2 separate regions of the Mus musculus genome follow, and region 2 is linked to region 1. A link is a loop called in an ENCODE intact Hi-C map of the cell type or tissue named here. Cell type or tissue: left cerebral cortex. All regions are shown on one strand. Each heading gives the region's core, and the rest is flanking DNA. Links, peaks and the distances in the headings are about the cores only. Region 1 overlaps Poc5 (POC5 centriolar protein). Region 2 overlaps Hmgcr (3-hydroxy-3-methylglutaryl-Coenzyme A reductase).

Region 1 (5,383 bases), core at 194-5,193:
AAACTCAGAAAAGTTTGGAATGAGAAACACCAGAGTAGCCAGAAAATATAGATGAGCAGCTACTGTCAACCAATCTGGGAACTGTGTTAGGACAACTCCAGTGTGATGAAAATTGGCCCTCGGCTAAAGACATATGTAAAGATTCTATCTGTAGTCACATAAATTTAGACACGTCACCATCAAGGACCTGCATGTTTGTAAGAGTTGACTCTAATGGTCACTTGCTAACTGTTTTGTGTATACAGTAAGTGGAGGCTGGAGAGACAACCCTGTTTAGAGCACTTCCCCATCTTCCAGAGGACCTGGGTTTGTTCTCAGCACTACATCAAGTGGCTTACAAGCACTACAGCTCCAGGAGATCAGACATCCTCTTTTGGGTATCCCCACAACACATATACCATATACATTTACAAAGTAATGTGTAAGTAATCCAAATAGCTTAAACGGGTAGAAAAAAGAGCTGTATCAAAAATGCATGAAGATATTTTAGAAAGTATTTATATAAAAAATTATTAGAAAAGGTTGCTGCAGGGAGAAAACAAAACTAGAAGATAGTGTTGAACATTTTGCTAGTTTGGAAAATAAAAGAGCACACTGAGGAAGGCTTATAGTAGAAATGTGATTTCTTTATAACCAGTAACCACATCCAGCCTGGAGTCCATTGAGAACTGGCTCTTTTGAGCACGTGGTCACCTATTGTTCCTCCTAGTGTCAGAGATGACAGCTGCTATTTAGGTCCACAGGTCCCTCTGTGAGCCTTAGTTTCCTTGTTTATAAAAGGGAAAATAGTACCAATGACCTCACACCACTTATTGTTTCCCATTCTGATGGAACACTTCAGTAAACAGCTTGGAATCCCTCCCAACAGCATGTGCCTCCAACTACACTCCCAGAATCAGAGGAGTACAGTGCCACCTGCTGTCCTGCTCTGTGATGCGAAACAGAATTTGTGTGGTGGGGCTGGGTGCAGCTGAGACAGGCTGGACTTATGCTTCTTTCTAAAACAAGACATATCTGAGGCGAGCCAAGTACTAGAATCACACGGAGGAGAACCCCTCACACTGGACTTATAGGAAGGGTCACCTGTGAGTCTTCTAGGTTCTTCAGGCACTGCATGTGTGTCTGTGTGGTAGCTATCACATCTGTAACAGGACTTGTGGATTACTTTCCATTTTTCACTATTAACTAATGTTTTAGTCACTTTCTATCTTGAATACTTTCTGTGGATTGATCCAAGTAACACACACACACACACACACACACACACACACACACACTACTCTTTTTCCCCTTTTACTGAAAATAAATTTTTCTCACGTAATAGATCCTGATTACAGTTTTCCCTCCCTCTACTCCTCCAGTTACGCCCCCCCCCCATCCAGATCCACTCCCTTTCTGTCTCTCATTAGAAAACAAATGGGCTTCTAAGGGATAATAATAAAATATAGTAAGATTAAAAAAACCTAACACATTAGAATTAAACAAGACAAACAGAAGGAAAAGAGCCCAAGAGAAGGCAGAAGAATCAGAGACGCACTTGTGCGCACACTCAGGAAGCAGCCTGGCCTACAGAGCTCGTTCCAGGACAACCAGGGCTATACAGAGAAATCTTGTCTTGAAAAACCAAACCAGCCAACCAACTAAACACCAAAAGAAAACAAAACAAATTAAAAATCCAAACGAAATAAAACAGAACCCCCAAAGCCAAAACAAACTAACAAACCAACCAACCAACCAACCAATCCACTAAACTGGAAGCCAACACATACATGCTAAGGACCTGGTGCAGCCTGTGAGGCCTCATAAGCTGGGACTGTGCTGTGCTCATACTGGTGTTTTCTCCATGTTCTCCAAGTCCACTGACCACGCTTGCAGATGAGAGCTTGGCTGCCTTAGGTCCTTAGTACCACATACACAAATATGAACAAAGACTGAACACAAAGCCGGATGCCCACAGATACCACAACAACTGGAGTTATGTGTGGGTGCAGTGTGTGCCTGTGTGGGCACAAATGGGAAAGGCTGTCTACACAATACTATGCTTTCCATGTTTCGAAGCCTTCAGAATCATCTGTGAGTGACATTAGGAGAGCGAGCAAGTTCACTCATGAGCCCGCAGGGTCAGGTGTAAATGCAGACTCTGAGGTGGTCCTGGTTTAAGAAGATTCTAAAAAGTCTAGCTCTGCGTATGTTATCTGGATATGAAACATGAATGGCAAGTCAGAAATTTAAATAAACTCCTACTGTGTTTATTTAAATGAGATAATCTACATAGGATTGCACTTCAGAATGTATAATCTTGGAAAATAAACACAGTTGAACATATGTCAGGGTTGAATTTTAGTCTTATTTCTGAGTCAAAACTCCTCCACACATTGAGATTTCTCTTACTATGTGCACATGTGCTCTGCATTTTAACTTCAGGCAAGAGCAAACACGGCAAGCAGCAGATCTCAGCATATTTTTCTCTAAAATTAGTAGCTCTAAAAGGAGGAAATTCAAGTGAGCTAGAAGACTACTCTAACCAATTGTCTGGCCAACTCTGTTCTTGTCCATTTTGGAGAGCTCTCCAAAGCGCAGTGCCTAGTCACGACCTGCCAGGTTAAGATGTACACCAAAGATGAATGATGCTGTTCACACCTGTAACCACAACACTAGGAAGGCTGATGCAGAAAATGGTTGCAAAGCTGCCAGCCTGGGGAGAATGAGTCTTGTGTCTCTGTCTCTGAGCCCTCTCCATGATAAAGTGAGAGAGAAAGAGAGCTAGAGAGCTCTAAAATCCCTCCTGCCATTTCTGTTATCTCCATCACTGGCTGGAACGATGAAGAGGAGGAAGACAATTGTCTCAGGAGCTTCAGGACATCACATGCCTTCGTGTGAGAGCAGCACTGGGCAGGGAGGGGCTGCAGAGTTGAGTCTGACAAGTTTGTGGACGGCTGCGGGTCCTCTGTTCCCTCTCAGTCACAGCCATCATGGGCTCTGTCAACAGCTTCATAACCACCTCAAATATACAGCTTCACACACACTCTCCAGCCCTGCTCAACCCTCCTCCCTAAGCTCTTCCGTGTGGACAAAGACTTTTCCTCCCCTCATTCAACTGTGGGTTAAAATTAACACCTAACAGAGACGCAATTGCTAGTGAGTGATAAGTCTGTTTCCCAAACAAAATCTAATTTTCCTGAATAGTTTTAAAAATACAAAATGAAAATCACGTCTGTAACAGTATTTTTAGATTAGTTTTCACTACACACTAATGTTTTGGTCCCTTGGCCTTGAGCACTTTTCTGAGGGTTGGCTCGTCTCACACTGACTACCCCCTCTGTATCCCACTCACAGCACTGGGGAGATGAGGGCTTGACTGGTACCACACACACACAATGAACAACCCCACCAACATGACCCGCATGCACAAACCGTACTGACCGATTCCTCTGGGGCAGGAGCAGCTGCAGATCCTGCACTGAGAATAGAGATGGGAACGTGAAGAGAAGAGGCCGATGTAGCTCCGGCCGAGGTCAGGGAAGCAGCGGAGGGAAAGGCAGTGGCACTGGCTACTCCTGCTGCTAATGGTCCAGAGGGCAGCAGCTGTGACGGAACTGCTGACGGCATCGTGGACGAAGAAGTATCCAAGTGAGCAGAAGGCTCTCTTCCGGGACCGCCAGGGCCACTCTCTTCCTTTTTATTATTTGTGAAGTCTATCCCTATAAATCACAAATCCATTCAATTAAGAGCAACGCAAACTACCCTCCAAACAAGGAAAAGACTAATGGCTAAAATGGAGTTCTAATGAAAATGCAGATACTGGTCATCTTGGAGGTTCACTGTTCACGTAATAGCATCAGTATCATCAACTGTTGATGTCAGTATCAACCACTATGGACTTCAGAGGAGGTGAAAGCTGCCACATGGGAAAGCTAACAAATGCTCTTCCTTATGTAAAGCTAAGTCTCAAGAGTGCTCCACTGGAGCCCAGCTAGTGTATAGTGTACTGCCATGGAAACACACCTACTGCAGGAGTGAATGTGGTCACCCAGGTGAGAGCGCCTACCCAGCTCTTCCTGCTTCACACAGCCATCCTCAAATATGGCCTCCAATTACAGCTTTGCATCCATTTTCCCATGTCAACATCCTCCCTATCCATTCATTACTTCCATTTTGACAAAACCAGGTTGTTTTCATTCTTGACATTAGCAAGTTATAAGTCAAAGAAATGAGTTCCTCCATGAAGACACAAATTATGAACCAAACCATCTGCCTGCTTAAATACCTAACTGCAGGGATGCGCTCTCACAAAGGGACCTCCTCCCTGATCTAGGGAGTGGATGCAGCCAACTTCCAAAAGGTAGGACAAGGAGCTTCACCCAGTTTTTGATGGCCCCCGCCCCGAATTAGAATTCTGCTACTTTCCCTTGGACCATCTGAGTTTGAAACGCTGTGAGATGTTCTAGATACTGAGGGAGACATTGTGTTTCAAGACTCCATCAAATGCCTGGCTGCTATCTGCTTATTATACATAGCAATTGTTACTTTGTTAAAGTTTAACAATACTTACAGTTCCAAGACCCTTCCAACTCTAGTGACAGCAGCTACTCCACATAAAACGCCACTTATAATTTGAAAACTATATACACACAAAACACTCCTCCCACCACAGGTTTAACACATTTTTGGCATAAAGCCACCCTGCGTATCATGACTTAAAAACGTGAAAAGGTCGGGTGTTAACAGGCAGGTGAGCGGCTCTTGCTGAGGTGGCCTCATTTATGAAGTCTCTGTTCACAGGCAGCTGCTACGTTTACTGATTCTGCTCTCTTTACTCTTTCTTACTTTTCTACTCTGTCTAAAGCTAACTGAAACGTCAAGTGTCGAGAGCTACCATCAGCTCGGAAGCACAAGAACAACGAGTAGGGTAACTCTTACTTCGAGCAGGGTATGACCTATGAAGCCCCAAATGGAGGGCGTAGGGACAAGACACACCATTGCACATTCTTAGCAGTATAGACCCAACCAATCACTGATAGCCCCTCAAATTCCTTTTGAAACTAAGCAGAGAACCTTCCATGAGTCACTCACCTGCCTCATTTTTGTTCTGAAATATGGTCATGGCCTCCAGATTTAATGCACACACTCCCCGCATGAATGCTTTCTTCATGGAGTCTTCGAAATGGTCTTTTTCCTGCTGCATTTTTTGAATCTCAGCCTTTGCATTTTCCAAAGCTCCAGATAACTGAAGAATTATAAAAAGTGCATGTGTGCGTTGTGGGGATTGAAACACAAGAGAGATTATTATTGTCAAAAATAACCAAGGTTAGACTTTGCTAGCTATCTACTTATTTATTAAGTTGTTGAGACAGGGTGCTATGTGGCTCAGGCTGGCCTCCGC
Region 2 (5,383 bases), core at 287-5,286, 240 kb before region 1:
TCTCAATGCACTGTCTAGTGGAAGATGAATGGACATGATCAGTGACACCCCTGCTTGGTTTCTGGCGCTTTCAGAGACGTCTGAGGTTCTTTGCACAGAGACTCCTCAGATGTGGGAACTCTGGTTCTTTCCGTGCTGTGTTCTGGAGAGATCTCACGTGGATGGTACCGGTGCTCTGAGCACCACAGATGTGAGCTACAGTTCGTTTCTGAAAGCTACCACAAGCTGGAAACTGGTGATCAGTGTGGGGCTCACCTCTCCGTGGGTTAAAAATGGTTTTAAATGACACTGTAGCTGACAGAACTTCTGATCTTTATTTATTCAGTCTGGGTTGTAGAACTTTGCAATCTAAGTTTATTTTTTGTAAACTAATAATTCATTTGGTGCTGGTCTATTGATTGGGGGCCTACTTCTTCATGGAAGAATTACTTTTATTCTCAAACTACAGAATAATGTGCTAAGTAGTGCTAAATAGTTCTTGACGAAGAAAACAGTCACTGCATTTATCTCTGTGAGTCTTTGTTCAGAGAGGCCTTTAGTCTAGATTCTGCCAGCTGTGCCACACTCTGCACTAAAGATATCAGAGCTCTTAGTGTTACTTAGAGGAGAGTACAAGCAAGTCGGACCTCTCAGAACTTAGAGTGTGGGAACAGTTTTTTTTTTTTTTTTAAAAAAAACAAAAAACAAACGACCATTTCTCTAAGCCAAGTTTCTTTTAGAGACATTTTAACTTATTTAGCTGAACTCTAGATTTTTTGGTAAACTATCAATCTGTATATGTTGTAATTAAGTGTCTAATGCTAGGAGTTTATTGGAAGTGTTTAAGAAATAAAAGAACTCAACTTTTACACTGATAAAATACTCTAGCTTGGGCCAGAGAAGACAGTGCTCGTTAGCACTGGTCCAGGAAACCCTGGCTTGCTTTCCAAGCCCAATGAAGGGAAAGTCAGCTTACAGAGCCAATGATGGAGCCACATGAATGGCCCTGGAGCTGTGTGCCTTGTTCCTGTGGCCAGGAGTTTGGTGACTGAATCATTTATGGGCTCCTTTAATGGGCCCATAAAAGCTCTTAGCTTCCTCAGGGGGTCAGCAGAGTTGTTGAATCTTAATTTTTTTTTTTTAATGTACCAGTTTTGTATAAATAATAATAAAGAGCTCCTTATTTTGTATTCTATCTAATGCTTCAAGTTTGGTCTTGGGAAGCTGACATTTGTGTAGAAGATGGACTCTGAAAGACATTCCAAGAGTGCCGCGGCAGCATGGGAGCCTCTTAGTGATTGTGTCAGTATTATTGTGGAAGATTGCCTTTGCTGTTGTATGTAAAGTTTCAAATTGCTCCTCTTGTGACTTTTCAGCCAGTACCATTTTATTTACCTGAGCTTGTCATGGAAGTGGCAGTAAAAAGTATTGAGTGTTTTATGCTGGTGACTGTAACCAATGTCATCTTGCTAAATTCATGTTTTGTACAATTACTAAATTGTATACATTTTGTTATAGAATACTTTTTCCAGTTGAGTAAATTATGAAAGGAAGTTAACATTGAAAAGTGTAAGCAGTGGCTTTTTTAAAATTGAGGATTAACCCCAAGCCTGAGGTCCAGAAGTTAGCAAAGTCTGGCCAAGTGGTAGCCTGACCTCTCCACTGAGGGTCATAAGGTCCTCCCTCCATTATCCGTTATACTATCAGCAACATCAGCAGCTGGCCAGTGTTGTTTGTCTCAGTGATCTTTCTTACACTAAGGGTTTTAAAATTCAGATCCATAATCTCAACCAGATTCTCTTTGGTGATCAGATGGGGCAAGTTAAGAGGAAGGGAAGATCAGCTAGCTGACACAATGGCCCCTTCAAGTATGTTTCAGCTTCGTGGGGTAGGGAAGGGGCTTCCTCAGAACTGACTTCCATTCCTTTGTAATTTCTCCACTTTTGCTGTTAGAGGTGAAAGATTGGAGAGTTGTCTTCTCAGGAGTCACAGGGAATGCTCGTGGAGAGACCAAAGGCTGGCAAATCAAGTCAGAACTAACCCTGGAGTGATAAACAGCTCTTTGGCACACATTTACATTAGTATGACTCTCCTTAGGCCTCTGACACACTGTCAGTGTTTGTACTCACATGCTGTCTTAATTATGGTTTCTATTGCCGTGGTGAGACACTATGACCAAAAAGTAACTTGGTAAGGAAAGGGTTCATTCTCTGGCTTTTAACTCTTTGGTCACAGTCCATCATCAAAGGAAGTCAAGGCAAGAGCCTGGAGCTAGGGACTGAAGCAAAGACCGTGGAGAACTGCTGCTTACTGCCTTGCTCAGCATGTTTGTTTTTAAACTTATTTATGAATATGAGTGCTGTTTGCATATATGCCTGCATGGCAGAAGAGGACATTACGGATGCTTGTGAACCACCATGTGGAATTGAATTCAGGACCTCTGGAAGTGCTCTTAACCACAGAGCCATCTCTCCAGCCCCATCAGCCTGTTTTCTAGCACCAAGGACCACTAGCCAGGGGTGGCACCATCCACAGTGAGCTGAGCCTTCTCAAATCCATCACTAAGAAAATGTGCTACATTTAAGTTGGGCTTGGTGGTGCATGCCTTTAGTCCCAGCACTTGGGGAACAAAGTAGATCTATGATTTCAAGACCAGTCTGGTAGCAAGTCCAAGGAAAGTTGGGGCTATCTCCAAAAAAAAAAAAAAAAAAAAATCACCATAGACCAGTCTGGTTGGGGGCATTTTCTCAATTGAAGTTACCTCTTCCAAAGTGACAATAGCTTGTGTCAAATTAAAATTAAAAGCAAGCACACATGTGGACCAACTCTTCCAGAGAAACTTTCCCTTGATCTTGGCATTCTCTCAAAAGCCAAATTATTAATTTTATTTATCTTTACGTATTCACTTTACATCATGCTCACTGCCCCTCTCCTGGTCACCTCCTCCTGCAATCCATCCCGCATCCACCACCCCATCTCTGAGCGGTTGGGCCCTCCCCACCTTGGTATCCTCCCTCCCTGACACATCCAGTCTCTATGAGGTTAGGTGCTGCTTCTCCCACAGGCAAGACATTGCAGCCCAGCTAGAAGAACTTAGCCCATATACAGGCAACAGCTTTTGGGACAGCCCCTGCTCCAGTTCGAGACCCACATGAAGACCAAACTGCACATCTGCTAAGTGTGTGTGGGTGGGTGGGTGGGTGGGGGGCTTGAAGAGGGGAGGCAGAGGTAGGCAAAAGCCAGGCTGCATGTACCATTCTCCACTGTCCATCCTTTCCCCATGTATATGCCTATTCTGTTGTATTTGCTAGGGTTGAAATGAGCAGGAAACTTGCTTTGATGCATTTAGGTAGCAAAGATAATAGAATAGGTAAACTCCCAGCTGCTGCTAACAGTGTCTTTCGCTTTGTTGAGGAAACCCGACAAGAAACTATCGGAAATGATCCAAAAAGGAAGCTACCTAGTTTGTGATGGTTAAGAAACTTCTCTGTTGTCACTCTTACTTTGACAAAGAGTTGGGGTGGCAGAAAATTGAGGGAACAATTCTGGCTCAGTTTTGCTTCAAAGCATGAACCTATAAAGCAAGCAATATTACTCTCTCGTTGCTTCACGGAAGGGAAGTGTCTCATTTCCCAGCATTCCTGCCCATGAGGTGAGCCCTACACAGATCTGGTTCATAAAGTGCTTCCAGGAGAGTTTTGGTGCACATCTGTCAAGTTTTGGTGAACATCTGGCCTGTTTCTCCTAATGTACAGCATAATGTAAGAATTTGTATTTTCTCAATACAGCTGAGTAGGTAAGAGCTTTATTTGGAAGCATGAGAACCTGAACTCAGATTCCCCAGTACCCGTGGGAAAAGCTGAAGTTGGGGTGCCTAGAACTTGCCAGCATTAGGGGAGACAATAGATTATGAGGAGTTTGCTGGCTAGCTATCCTGGCAGAAAGGCAAGTGTCTGAGTTAGTGAGATTTTTGTCTCAAGGCAGTAAAACAAAGGAAGATACTTGAGGTCCTGCTCAGACCAACACATGTGCCCACACATTTTTGTGCCCCATCCCGTATATATTTCTATACCAACCAGCCTGCCCACCTGCCTGTTTGTGCCAGGGCTCCAAGCTTACAATCATACAACCCTTGGTAAAAAAAAAAAAAAAAAGAAAAAGAAAAAAAAAGCTTAATATTGCCCTGCTGATCTTACCCTGAGATTTCTGCTCTTAAATAGAATGCTCTTAGTGGAAAGCCTGTCTGACATCTGCAGGCAAGAATTCAAACCCTCAGCATCCCAGCAAGGGACAAAGAGAACCCACCCCAATACATTTGTGATTTTTGGTGAATTATACTCATGTATATTAAACAAAAAAAAAATAAAAAATATATACAAATAGGAGTTTAGTACTATAGTGACTGCTTAACATGAGTAAAGTACTAAGTTTAATACCCACCTGCTGTGTGGATCAGGGAAGCAAGCGCCCTGTATCCTGGGCAGCCAGCCCTCGTCTCCCATAGTTCCTGCCCAGATACCACAGATTAAAGGCCTGAGCACTGCTGTGTGTAAGAAGCGACAAGCATTTTACTTTCTGGCAGTTTTTGTGTCTTCTAGTTGCTGTGGACCCTCTGGGGGACAGTAACGTCATGGTTTTTAGTGTTTGTGTGTGTGTGTGTGTGTGTGTGTGTGTGTGTGTGTGCTGTGATTTTGTAGATCCTCACGGCCCTGGACTGGACTGTAATGGAATCACCTATTTAAAGACACTACGTGATCTCAGATGTATATAATGGTTTTTTACTTTATTTTTAAAAAATTTTTTACTATGATGTAATTGTTTCATTTCTTATGTTAATGAAGACATATGCCAAATGATGGCTTTTTTTTTTTTACTTAATATTTAAATAAAATATTTTGGGGGAAATCTTGATTTTCCCTTGTTTCAAAAAAACCCCAAACAAACAAACACCCACTAATGGAGGCTGGAACGAGTTTAGTGGGTAAAAGCACTTGCTGTTCTTCCAGGGGACCCAGGCCCAGCTTCCAGCAGCTCAGCATTTGTAACAAGTTCCAGGGGGTCAGACTCCCGCCAGGGAAATACAAACACACATATATTAATATATTACATTATATATAATATAATATAATATATATTTATATATTTTAAAGAAAACAATATAAACTGTCCGCCCCCCCCCACTTTCTCAGTAGCTCAGTGTCCACCCTTCCTCTTCCCATTCCACAGATAAAGACCCCCAGCAAGTTTATTTCCCCCTTCATAGTTCCTGTGACTTACTATCTAACCCCCGCTCTAGAATTTCTGCCTCTTCACAGCCCCATCTTGTTGCTGATAGCCCTGGGGATAATTATATTTGATGTTAATTCCGTTCTCCTGTGAGGGGCTGCGAACAAGTAACGAGTCA

The links. A loop is a pair of places that touch in the nucleus more often than their neighbours do. Peaks named below come from ENCODE experiments on the same cell type or tissue, not always from the same donor. Only the 100,000 strongest peaks of a DNase experiment are listed, where the experiment ranks them.
Region 2: a loop joins it to region 1, with 4 times the contacts of the local background. A loop is called at or near these places in 1 of 42 quality-filtered maps.

Annotation. Positions count from the first base shown.
Region 1 is chr13:96,402,724-96,408,106 of GRCm38, reverse strand. It overlaps Poc5 (POC5 centriolar protein), which reads right to left. Exons shown (of 13, transcript NM_026173.3): 10 at 5,074-5,227; 11 at 3,424-3,701. Among named protein-coding and RNA genes, the nearest start is that of Poc5, 17 kb to the right of the region's middle. In left cerebral cortex, for the core only: a CTCF peak has its summit at 916 (motif pointing left); DNase peaks (open chromatin) are centred at 904, 2,074 and 2,434.
Region 2 is chr13:96,645,125-96,650,507 of GRCm38, reverse strand. It overlaps Hmgcr (3-hydroxy-3-methylglutaryl-Coenzyme A reductase), which reads left to right. Exons shown (of 20, transcript NM_008255.2): 20 at 1-1,546. Among named protein-coding and RNA genes, the nearest start is that of Hmgcr, 23 kb to the left of the region's middle. In left cerebral cortex, for the core only: no CTCF peak of the experiment used is centred there; no DNase peak of the experiment used is centred there.